Regions from separate parts of the Homo sapiens genome. Here all the other regions are linked to region 1. Evidence: chromatin contacts called from ENCODE Hi-C or POLR2A ChIA-PET data. All regions are on one chromosome and are shown on one strand. Each heading gives the region's core, a stretch centred on a gene start or an enhancer-like site at or near the end of the contact. The rest is flanking DNA. Distances are from core to core; before and after follow the strand shown.

Region 1 (2,700 bases), core at 70-2,569:
CTCTGTCACCCAGGCTGGAGTGCAGTGACGCGATCTTGGCTCACTACAACCTCCGCCCCCTGGGTTCAAGCGATTCTCCTGCCTCAGCCTCCCTCCCGAGCAGCTGGGACTACAGGCACACGCCACCATGCCCAGCTAATTTTTGTATTTTTGGTAGAGACGGGGTTTCACCATGTTGGTCAGAATGGTCTCGATCTCCTGACCTCGCGATCCGCCTGCCGCGGCCTCCCAAAGTGTTGGGATTACAGGCATAAGCCACCGCGCCCGGCCGTTCTCTGAGTTCTTAAGTGGGCATAATGTCAGTGATGCCAGGGCCATGACTGTAGGCAAGGGCTGGAACTGCATGCCCTTTGGTGCTTTTACCCTTCCAAGTTTATGTCCAGGAATATACATCTCTCCCCAACTGCCTAAGTAGGTGCTAGTTGATATCATGATTGATTTGGTCTTCTTGGGTAAGACCTCAGTTAATTCTGGGTAATTTTTTGTTTGGGGATGAACTGTAGCCATCCACCTATGAAGAAAGTGTTGCTTTTATTCTTTGCTAGGTTCCATCCATACCTGGATGAGGAACAGCAAGAATATTTATTTCCTCATTTCCTTTTTACTAATCTCAATGTCTGGTCCTTCAGAAAAGAAACGAATGGGCTAAAGAGATAACTAGACTGGAAGAGAGGAGAAAAGTGTCAGAGGGGTGTTGGAGTAGGATGGGTTGGAGGAAGGACAGGAACAGCAAAGATGGAGGCTCTTCATGCCGGCCCCAATACCTTTCCATGTCTTCTTTCTCCACCCCGATACCCTCTGATGTCCAGTGCCTGAGGAGCTGGGGCAGTAGGGACATACTGAGATTGCCCTCCAACCCCATAAATCTACATCACTTTTCTATTTTCCTGACTCAAGCTTCCAAAGGCTGGGTTCCGCATCCCCAAAACCCATCTCTGAATCTCCAGGGCCTACCACTGACTGCACAGAACAGGCATTAGCGTATGCTTCAAAAAGACATCCCTGAGGAGCATAATAGTCATACTGTCACCCTCTAGCCTATAGTTTGCGAAGCCCTTTCCAGGCAGGACTTCAGTCGCCCCTCCTTGGATGTCCCTAGGGTTAGGCAGGGCCGAAGCCACTATCCCAACTCTACAAATGAGGAAAAGCCAAGAGCCGTGCTGCAGGCAGCTGGCAGCTGGCAGCAGCACTCTTCCACAGATCTCCTGACGAAGGTCGAGCACTTCTCTGCGTCTCCCACGGCCTCTGGCGCAGAGCCTGCCGGGAGTTGTAGTCCAGTGCCCCGGGAGCTCATATGGACTGGACTACAATGACCAGCGTGCCCCGCGCTCCGCGCCCCCTTCTCTTTCAGCCTCGGGCACGGGGGAGGCTCGGCGGACCTGCTGATTGGGAACCGATATGGCGGCGACTCTGGGCAGCGGGGAGCGCTGGACGGAAGGTACTAGGTCCCCGCCTGAAGGAGGGATAGGGCGGCCTTCGGGAGAGATCAGGGATGAGGATCCTGAAGACGCACAAGGGCTGAGATCCTGGGTCTGAGGTGATGGATAGAGGCCTGTGAAAAGATGCTGAGCCTGAGTAGGGTTGCGGATGGGGTAGGGAAGCTGGGGACCGACCGCGAGCCCAGAGTCACCGGTGACGACTTGTTGCCTCCGGCCCCCAGCCCCGCCCCCGCCCGTGCCCCGCCCAGGGCCCGCAGCTGTCAGGCCCCGCCCATGCCAAGGTGACTGGAGGGCCCGTGGGGTGCTGCGGTCTCTCCGCAGCTTGCTAACCTGGCCCTTATCTTTCGCCTAACTGGGCCACCTGACCTTCAGTCCCTGTTTGATCATGTCGCTCCAGCCGGCATCAGGACCAGCCTTTTCCACCCTACAGTCAGGCAAAAAATATTGATCCAATACCTATTGTGTGCCCCGCCTAATGCTGATTCTGCAGTGGGGATTTGACTGACATGGGTCCCTTAGCTCACAAAACTCGCAGCCCACTGAGAGAGTTTGACGACTGAACAGCCAATTACAAAACGGGCGAATAATACAAAACGCCTGGGCTACACAGCAAGGTCAGGGATTTGGAGAGCACACTTACAAGGTACCTAACGCAGACTGGCTGTCAAGGGAGGTTTCTTGCAGAAAGTGTTACAAATGGTGACAAGAAGGATGCGTCGGAGTTAGCCAGGCCGACTTAGAGGAAGACTGTCCAGGAGCAGTGGGTGGAGGTAGCTGAGGGATGTTAAGCGGAAGAAAGATGTTGTTAAAGCCTTTCTCAGGTCCTCCAGAGAAGACATGAGTGCTCTGCCCCTTTTGACTGTATTGCTTATGACCCTCTTTACATTCTGCAGGTGTTGTTATTGAATCTTCTCCCTTTAAACCAGGGGTATCCAATCTTTTGGCTTCCCTGGACCACATTGGAAGAAGAATTGTCTTGGGCCACACATAAAATACACTAACTGACGACTAAATAACTAACTGATGACAGCTAATGAACTTTAAAAAAATTGCAAAAAAAAATCTCATAATGTTCTTTTTTTTTTTTTTGAGACGGAGTCTCGCTCTATCACCCAGGCTGGAGTGCAGTAGCGCGATCTCGGCTCACTGCAACCTCCGCCTCCCGGGTTCACGCCATTCTCCTGCCTCAGCCTCCCGAGTAGCTGGGACTACAGGCGCCTGCCACCACGCCCGGCTAATTTGTTGTATTTTTAGTAGAGAC
Region 2 (2,700 bases), core at 74-2,573, 210 kb before region 1:
CAAAAGACTCCCCAAGGCTGGGAAAGGAGGGAGGGAGGGGCCGCGGGGCACCGTGGTGGTGGGGGAGATACTTTGATGGAAAAAAAAGGTCAAACTTCATCAGCCCGCCGGGCACCCCGCGGGCAGCGGGGGCGAGGAGCCGGAGGAAAAATGCAGAAGTAGCCGCCGCTTCTTCCAAGTGGTGGGGGAGGCTCAGCCACGCGTGGTCGAGGGCGCCCAGAGCAGTTAACGTCGCCCCTCAACACAGGGCTGCGAGCGGGGTCTGATGGGGGGAGTGCGCGCCAGAGATCTACAAGCAGCCGCCCCCGCAGGCTGAGCGCCCGCCCAACGCCAAGAGGTGAGGACCCCGGGCGCCCGCTGCCCCAGCGCCCGCGAACTGGAGTAGTGGGGGGGAGGGGGGCGGCACCCCGCAAGGAGCGTCCCAGCCCCACTCCACGGCGCCCAAGCCGCCGTCCCAGACCCTAAAACCCCTCTTTTTGTCTGAACTCAGTGATCTGCGACCGAGCATACTGCGGCTTAGGGAGGCTTGGGTATAGCAGCGGCCACCAAGCGATCACCGGCGCTAGGTCTCCCAGGCTCCGGGGCTCCGCGGCTTACGGTGCGGGCGCCCCCCGCCCCTCCCAAATACGGACCCCTCCTTCCCCGTCCCCGGCTCTCCGCACCTGAACTTCGGGGGAACCCGCGCAGCCAAACTTTCCGCCGACTTGCAGCGAACTCCGGCCCCGGCCGCGCACCGAACCCCGGGGGAGGAGAGGGAGGTAGGCGGGGAAGGGGAGGGGGCCGGCCTCCGGGGGGGGTCGAGGGAGGGCCGTGGCCCGACACCTACCGGCTCTCCGAGTCGTCCAAGCCGCCACCGCCGCCGTCGCCGCGAGGCCGAGGGGGAGGGGCGGGGCAGGGAGCTGCGCTCCGCTCTGGGCACCACCGCCGCGGTGCGCTCCGCTCCAGCCGCCAGCAGTGCCCGGGTCCGGAGCCCGAGTCGCGCCGCCGCGGCTGGCCCGAGGCGGGGAGGGGGGGGAGCCTGCAGCACCTGCCCCTCCTCCCCCTCCCCGCGGCCCAAATTAAAAAACAACAAAAAGCAACTAATCACCCCCGAGCTGAGCGCGGCTCGCGGGCGGAGGGCTCAGCGTGCGGCGCCCGGACTCAGCAGGCGGCGCGCATGGCTGGGCGCGGGCTGGGCAGGGCTGGGACGCGGGGCCCGGCTTCAGGGGATAAGGCTCTGCCGCTCTTCTCGCTCGGCTCGGGCGTCTGCTCTTGCCGCCAGTGCCGCCTCTGCTGCCGCCGCCTCTACATCCCCGCTCAGGCTCAGCCGCCTCTGCCGCCGCCGCCGCGCGCCCGCCCGGGCAGGAGCTATGAACGCTGCCCGGGGGCTGCCGGCAAAACCCGGACCGGACTCGCCGCTCCCTCCTCCCCCCAACCCCCTCCACCTCGGCTCCCCTCCCTCCTCCCGCCGCCTCCCTCCCAGCGCAGCTCGGGCCACTTGGACGCCGCGGGCTCTGAGGCCGGAGCTGCAGCCGCTGCGCCTCGAGCTCCCCGCGCCCTGACGCGGTCCACCCAGGCTCAGCTCCCTTGCGCGCCCCGTCTTCGCCTATTTCCCGCAACTTTACAAAAAAAAAAAAAAAAGGACGACCTCCCCGCTTTGGTGAGGCGGTCTGGGTTTAGAGACGCACCTCCGGGGAAATCTGCTATCTTTCTGCCCCCTCTAGAGCGGGGCCAGAAGCTTCGAGGACCGGGAGGGAGAATTTGGCCGCGCCCCCCAGCTCAGGTGCGCGGCGGGCCAGAGATTCCTAGTCGAGGGTCCTGGGAGGTAGACGCGTGTTCCAAGACCCCACCCTTCCAAGAGCTCCTTAATGGATTCAGTGGGCACTAGGGCCCCGGGAGAAAAGGGGCGGAGATTCCCGTTCCCATTTCTCAGGTGAGGAAACTGATCCGAGAAAGGATATTTTATCTCTCAGGCAGGCATCAGCCTCAACTCTTGAGTCCCGGGGCTAAAACGACTACGTACATTTGGTGCCCTGAGACCATGGCCTACGCACTCAAAACCCGAAACAATGCTTGGAACAGCAGCGCTCAATAGGTACTGATTGAAAGACAGAAGGAAAACTCAGCCTTGCCAGAGTAGGCGCCCAGTGGGGACAGAGTTGGGCCCGCATATCCCGCTTTCACTCCATCAGTGGCCTCCATATGCCCATCTTAGGCTAATTAATCCTGCTGCTGCAGATGTCTTCACCTCACGTACCCATGGTGCAAGCCCCGGGCTCATATAATCCCAACTGCATATAATCCCAAAGTGGAAGTTTTCTCCAATTCTTTGGGATTCGTGGGGGCGGATTTGTGCAAGGCCGACCTTCCTCTGCGAGGCGAAGAAAACGCAGTCCCCAGACCCAAGCAGGGGAGGGAGAGGGGGAGGGCGGTTGGGGAAGTCAGCCTAGGGTTAAACGTTACAGCCTGAGATCGATTGGGGCCCAGATAACAGGGAGTTAACTGTGGCGATCCGGGCGCCTGCAGCCACAGGCGCGGCCTCGGTGGGAGAAGCGAAACTGTCTCCCACCTCGCTGCTTCCTCTCCTCTGCTCTGCGCAGCCTGGCTGTCTCCGAGGCTGGCGCGAGGGCTTATGGAGCATGGATCTCCTGGCAGCAGCAGCTGGTGCCCACCTTCCACGCCTTCTATATGTGGCCTTGGGGCCTTGACCCAGCCGGGGTG
Region 3 (2,700 bases), core at 189-2,688, 240 kb after region 1:
GTCCAGAAATAGGTTGTTTGCTATTGGGAAATACTTGCCATTTGGGGAGGTAACTGTCTGGATTACTGTTTTCTCCACTCATGAATGACCAGGAATCACTATGTGGGGGATCTGAGGGCAGGAGGGGGCAGTCATTTTTATTCATCAGGTTAAGCATGTCTAGGCAAGGGGAAGGTCTAAAAGTGGAATAGTGGAAAGAGAACAGGACATTGGAGACACTTAAATCTAGCTTTAACTCCCAGTTCTACCACTTCCTGACTGTATGACTTTGTATAACTCCTTTAGCCTCTTTGAGCGTCAGCTTCTCCATTTATAAAAAGGGGATGACCATTCTGCTCAGAGGACGTTATAAGTAAATAAAATATATATGCAGCACCTGGTACAGAAAGCATGATATTCACTGGTACAGCAGAATTACAACTGCGTTGACACCAGCCTGGGCAACATAGCGAGACCCTGTCTGTAAAAAAAAAAAAAAAAAAAAAATTAGCCTGGCAACGGTGGCACGCGCCTGTGGTCCCAGCTACTGGATGGAGGCTGAGGGGGAGGATCCCTTGAGCCTGGGAGGTCAAGGCTGTGATAAGCCAAGATCCTGCCACTGCACTCCAGCCTGGGGGACACAGATTCTGTCTTAAAAAAAAATCAGAATCGCAAGTGACCTTTATTTTATTTTATTAGATTTTGAGACAGAGTTTCACTCTGTCACCCAGGCTGGAGTGTAGTGGCACGATTTTAGCTCACTGCAACCTCTGCCTGGTGGGTTCAAGCGATTCTCCTGCCTCAGCCTCCCAAGTAGCTGGGATTACAGGCGCTCGCCACCACGCCTGGCTAATTTTTGTATATTTAGTAGAGACGGGGGTTTCACCATGTTGGTCAGGCTGGTCTTGAACTCCTGGCCTCAAGTGATCTGCCTGCCTGGGCCTCCCAAAGTGCTGGGATTACAGGTGTGAGCCACCGCGCCCGGCCACCTGATGCTATTTTTAAAATAACTGGTCCTTGTAAAAAATCTACACAAGTATATAAAGTGAGTGGCTTAAAGGTGTCCTATTTTGCATGAATTTGCGAGAAATTTTATTGCTGGAGACTCTCGGCTTCTGTCCCAAACTGAGTCACAAGAACTTGATTTATTTTTACTCCGCACCCCTCTGATTGCTTTCTGAGGGTCCTTCCGCTAGAAAGAAATTACATTGTTGGAAAATCAGACAGGAAACTTCGCAGTTCCAGCCTGGAAGCAAAAGCAGGCGTGAAGCTATCTCTTCAGCCCTCCCTCCCCCCAAGGGGAGGGGCACGGGGGCAGCTCGTGCAAGAGTCTGCAGAGGGCGGGGCTAGGGGCGGGGCTCCCACCTCGGTGCGGGGCGGGGGGCGCCGCGCGCTGGTCTGGCGGCCCGCGATTGGGCGAGGCCGCGAGCGGCGTGACAGCTGCCAGCTCACCGGCTCAGACGGTCGCCGCCGCGTTTGCGCAGGGGGAGCTGGTCGCCGCCGCGGCCGCCTGGAATTGTGGGAGTTGTGTCTGCCACTCGGCTGCCGGAGGCCGAAGGTAGGGGCGGTGAGGGCCGCCCGGCCCTGGAGCTGGGCGGGGGGCTCAGGGCGCTTCCTGGGCCTCCTCCTGCCGGCGGCCTCGGCGCCTTCCCAGCAGTGTTCTGGGGACCCACACATCCTCACTAGTGTCTCCAAAGCGGGACGTCCAAGTGGGCCCGGGGCTCCCTGCCGAAGGCCTACCTTTCTTATCTTTCCCACTCAGAATGTCTCCATTCACCTCTTTATTGGCAGGAGATGGGGCCGTGGAAATTTGAGATTGGCTTTGGCTCCGCACCTGTTTTTAGTGCCCTTGCCTGTTTCATTCTCCCAGCCTAAGTTTCCGTATCTGTCCGAAGAAGGGGTGGTTTGGTGTTGATCTCCGAGACCCGTGTGTCTCTTCCCATGTGGAATTATTGTCACTCTCTTATTGCTTGTTTTTCTTTGTCCTGGAAAATTTGCCTTTAGAGGTTACAGACTGGTTAGTGTTATCTCTCGGATCGTCTAGGGGCTTTGTGCATAAGCCTTGGGCTCCATTCCCTGGGATTTCCGATAAGATGGTGCGTGGGCAGCTGTACCCCAGGGGGTTCTCATTCAGGTGGTCCCGGAATCCTGGCTTTGAAAATCCCTGCTTCAGAAGTCAGGAGAGAATGACTTGACATATGAGCCCCTGGAATGGGGCTCTGAGTGGGAAAAGCCAGGAATCAGGAAATGCTAACACGTGTGAGGCTGGGGCTTTCTTTGCACCGGAGGAATTAGAATGCCATTTGATGTCTTTTAAAAATATTTGACTACCTATATATGTAAGATCAGTTTTCTAATATTCTTAAATGCCTGGCTTCGTTTAAAGTTCAGTTGGCTTTCCCACCTCAATAAACCTAAATAAAAACATGATCTGAGAGATGGGGCGGGGGTTAAGTTAACCCAAACTAAGTAGACAGGAGGAGAATGAAACTTACATATTTGCTAAGAGAAGAAAGTGATGTGTTTATAAACAGTTTTTTTTTTTTTTTTTTTTTTTTGAGGCGGAGTTTCGCTCTTGTTTCTCAGGCTGGAGTGCAATGGTGCCATCTCGACTCACAGCAACCTCCGCCTCCCAGGTTCAAGCGATTCTCCTGCCTCACCTTCCCGATTAGCAGGGATTACAGGCATGCGCCATCGTGCCCGGCTAATTTTCTATTTTTA
Region 4 (2,700 bases), core at 192-2,691, 220 kb before region 1:
TCAGTGTACCATAGCAGCTTGACAACGGCTTGTTGAACACACAAACAAGTGGCCGGGTTCTTATCCTCAGCAGGTCTGGTCAACAAACCCTTCCCAGGTGCCCACTCTGGGCCAGGACACTGGTCTGCCCTTTGCTCCTCGCTGTCCATCTACCTGTTCCAGGGCTGCCCAGCCAGGTCACCGGGGTCCCTCTGCCCAGCTTGCCCGGAAGCTGCACGTCTCCAGTGGGTCAGCACTGACGTCAGCAAGACTGGCCGGGCGTGGAGCCCGCCACCTCCGGAACCACCAATTAATTAACTTTTTCAAATTAATTTCCCAAGCAAAATTCCATAATTACATCTGTCTCCATCAGCCCAAGCTGGGCAGGCAAGAGGACCCTGCAATGAGATGGAATGTGGTGTAAGGGGGTGGCCATAACAGCCCTGGGACCAGGTCAGAGAGGCCACTGGGGGTTAGGTTTTACCACAGTTGGGCACTGGCCTGGCATCCTTATGGATGCTATCTGGGAAAGGAGGGGGCTGAGAGACCAGAGCATTCCAGCAAGGAGGTGGGGGCTCTGGGAGACCCATGGCCGGCCCAGCTCATCCCGGTGCCCCCATCCCCCACCCCGGTGCCCCTAAACCACAGCGGGTCTTGGCATGGCCCAGTAGCAGCACAAGCACCGCGAGGCTGAGGAGGCCGCGGCTGCGGCGTTCTAATTTCCCAAAGGGGCTGAGATTAATTAGCTCACACACAGGCGCAGAGAGGGAGAGGAGAGTGGGAGCAGGAGCGGGCAGCGTCAGGCGAGGAGCTGGCTGGCACTCCCCCCTGCCCGCCCAGCAGGCAGTTGGCGGCCTTGACAGCCTGGGTGCTCTGAAGGTCAGTGGCCAAGCTGGCTGAGCCAGCAGATTGGCACCATCTCCTTCCCAGAATCCTCAAGACCAAGGCTGGGGTACAGTGACCAGGAGGATAGTCTGGGGGGAAGGGCTCCGCTGTCACCACACTCTATCAGTTCTGTGCCATGTGCTCTGTCCACATCATCTTGTTTGATGGTCACAGCAACCCACAGAGGTAGGCATCATGATTCTCCCATTTTGCAGATGAGGACACTGAGGCTCAGAGCTGAGTGGGGCACTGGTGTGGGTCAAGGTCAAGCAAGTGTGGACAGTGGAGGTGAGGCTGAAAAGAAGGCTGGCCCAACTCTAGAGCCCACACTTCTTCCCCTGGACCCCTGTGCAGGTGTCAGGGCTACAGGAGCTCTGGGCCTGGGGGACTGGAACACCAGTCACAAAGCTCCTAAGTGTGTCTGTCTGCGGGGAATGAACTTACCCCTGCCTCAGAGAGCACGCAGGGCAGACTCGCACAGTCATTTCACAGATGAAGAAACTGAGACCAGAAAGGGGAAATGATCTGAGGCTGGGACTAGCCTCTAGTAAAGTCAACCCGATGAAGTGACCTTTAGTGAGCCCTGACCCAGGGCCATGCAGCGCCTGGTGCTAAGTGACACACGGACCACGGGATGGGGGGTCATTGTGGCTATGTCCCTGTATACCAAAGAGGAAGTGCCAGCTCAAGGGCACTTGCTCAACTCCTCCCTGCAGGGTGCCCAGGAGAGGGAAATGGAGCCCCTGGGGAGGGGGTGGAGGAGGTGCGCAACCCTGACCAGGCCCCGAGGCAGCTTCCACAGGCCTAACCATGGAGTTTCCCAGAACCTGTCTGCAGGAAGAACCCAGAAACCCCAAGGGGCATCCATCTGCTCCTCAGGGGATCCCCCACCCACCCATCCACCCTCCTCCCTGGAGTTAAGGGGTTAGGTTAGCAGTTCCAATGCTCTTAGGTTCAAACCTGGAAAGTGCCTTGAGATAGCAGAGGGACCTAGGAGAGTTAAGGAGCTGGGCATGGGGGAGGGGGCTGGCTCAACTAGGAACACTACACATCTTGTGTGTAATGGGGCGAGGGGAGCCCCTCATCTCAGAGACACAGGCTCAGGCCATGCCAGGGTCCAAGTGGGGCTTTGGAGTCAGGATTCCTCTCCTAGCTCTGCAGCCTCCAGCCTAGGTGACCTCAGACAGGTTGCTGACCCTCGCTGAGCCCAACCCCTAGCCAGTGAAATGCAGCCGCTGACAGCCCCCACCTCGTCAGGTCCTGGAGAGGACCTATGTGAAGGGGTCAGTGTAGCGTCCACATGCAGTAGGTGCTCAACTAAGGATAGCCATGTTGTTGTTTTTACTGTCCACATCTGCCAGCATAAGTGTGAACGTCACGGACAAGTCAGGCCAGGCGTGTTGGGTAACCCAGGTCATGGCCCTGGTTCTCTCACCATTTGCTTTTGAGCTCTGAGGCAATCCTTCATGCCTCAGTTTCCCCAGCCCCAAATACAAAGCATTCCCCGTCTAGCCTGCAGGACCATGGGGGGATGGACATGTGGTAGAAGCCTGAAGGTTACAACGAGGGTAGCACCCCACTGGCCAGGCTTGCATCTCCTCTTCTGCCCAAAGGAAGAAGGCCTACCTACACTTCTAGACAGCCTTTCCTCCTACCTCCCTCGCCCTCAGCCCTGCCAGCTCATGTCGGCTCTTCTTAGATCTCCCACAGCCCTGACAGCCCTGCCACAAAGGCACATCCCAAGCCTCTCGCCACCCTGCAAAGGCTCCATTTGCCACCTGGAAGTCCCTGCTCAAGTCTAACATATAGCCTTGCTGTGTGAGCATAGGGGGTGGG

Evidence for each region. A loop is a pair of places that touch in the nucleus more often than their neighbours do. ChIA-PET counts read pairs that join two places held with the same protein, here RNA polymerase II (POLR2A). Pooled maps may share reads with other maps.
Region 2: a loop to region 1 is called in a pooled map, with 2.6 times the contacts of the local background. The contact joins the promoter of CXXC5 here to the promoter of DNAJC18 in region 1. A Hi-C loop is called at or near these places in 18 of 168 maps with a recorded cell type or tissue (A673, CD4-positive, alpha-beta memory T cell, GM12878 and 13 more), 23 of 37 single-sample maps with no recorded cell type and 31 of 50 pooled maps. POLR2A ChIA-PET finds 5 or more read pairs at or near these places in 9 of 52 experiments (B cell, PC-9, Panc1 and 5 more).
Region 3: a map of naive thymus-derived CD4-positive, alpha-beta T cell shows a loop between it and region 1 (32-fold over the local background). The contact joins the promoter of SIL1 here to the promoter of DNAJC18 in region 1. A Hi-C loop is called at or near these places in 1 of 168 maps with a recorded cell type or tissue (naive thymus-derived CD4-positive, alpha-beta T cell) and 8 of 50 pooled maps. POLR2A ChIA-PET finds 5 or more read pairs at or near these places in 2 of 52 experiments (GM10248 and HEK293).
Region 4: a loop to region 1 is called in a pooled map, with 2.4 times the contacts of the local background. The contact joins the enhancer-like site here to the promoter of DNAJC18 in region 1. A Hi-C loop is called at or near these places in 2 of 37 single-sample maps with no recorded cell type and 7 of 50 pooled maps. POLR2A ChIA-PET finds 5 or more read pairs at or near these places in 6 of 52 experiments (Caco-2, GM10248, OCI-LY7 and 3 more).

Annotation. Positions count from the first base shown.
Region 1 is chr5:139,438,144-139,440,843 of GRCh38, reverse strand. It overlaps DNAJC18 (DnaJ heat shock protein family (Hsp40) member C18), which reads left to right and starts at 1,319. Exons shown (of 8, transcript NM_152686.4): 1 at 1,319-1,438. The coding sequence starts at 1,399. RefSeq lists an enhancer at 949-1,448 and a silencer at 1,652-1,761.
Region 2 is chr5:139,646,972-139,649,671 of GRCh38, reverse strand. It overlaps CXXC5 (CXXC finger protein 5), which reads right to left and starts at 1,323. Exons shown (of 3, transcript NM_016463.9): 1 at 827-1,323. It overlaps CXXC5-AS1 (CXXC5 antisense RNA 1), which reads left to right. Exons shown (of 2, transcript NR_149086.1): 1 at 1-337; 2 at 491-673. RefSeq lists silencers at 1-65, 266-1,395.
Region 3 is chr5:139,197,106-139,199,805 of GRCh38, reverse strand. It overlaps SIL1 (SIL1 nucleotide exchange factor), which reads left to right and starts at 1,438. Exons shown (of 10, transcript NM_022464.5): 1 at 1,438-1,537. RefSeq lists a silencer at 1,233-1,762.
Region 4 is chr5:139,663,257-139,665,956 of GRCh38, reverse strand. All of the region lies in intron 1 of CXXC5 (CXXC finger protein 5), which reads right to left. Among named protein-coding and RNA genes, the nearest start is that of CXXC5-AS1, 15 kb to the right of the region's middle. Within about 2 kb of position 1,441, at least 19 of the 41 ENCODE cell types and tissues checked have a DNase peak (open chromatin) inside an H3K27ac peak, as active enhancers do; they include OCI-LY7, where a contact is called at or near this core.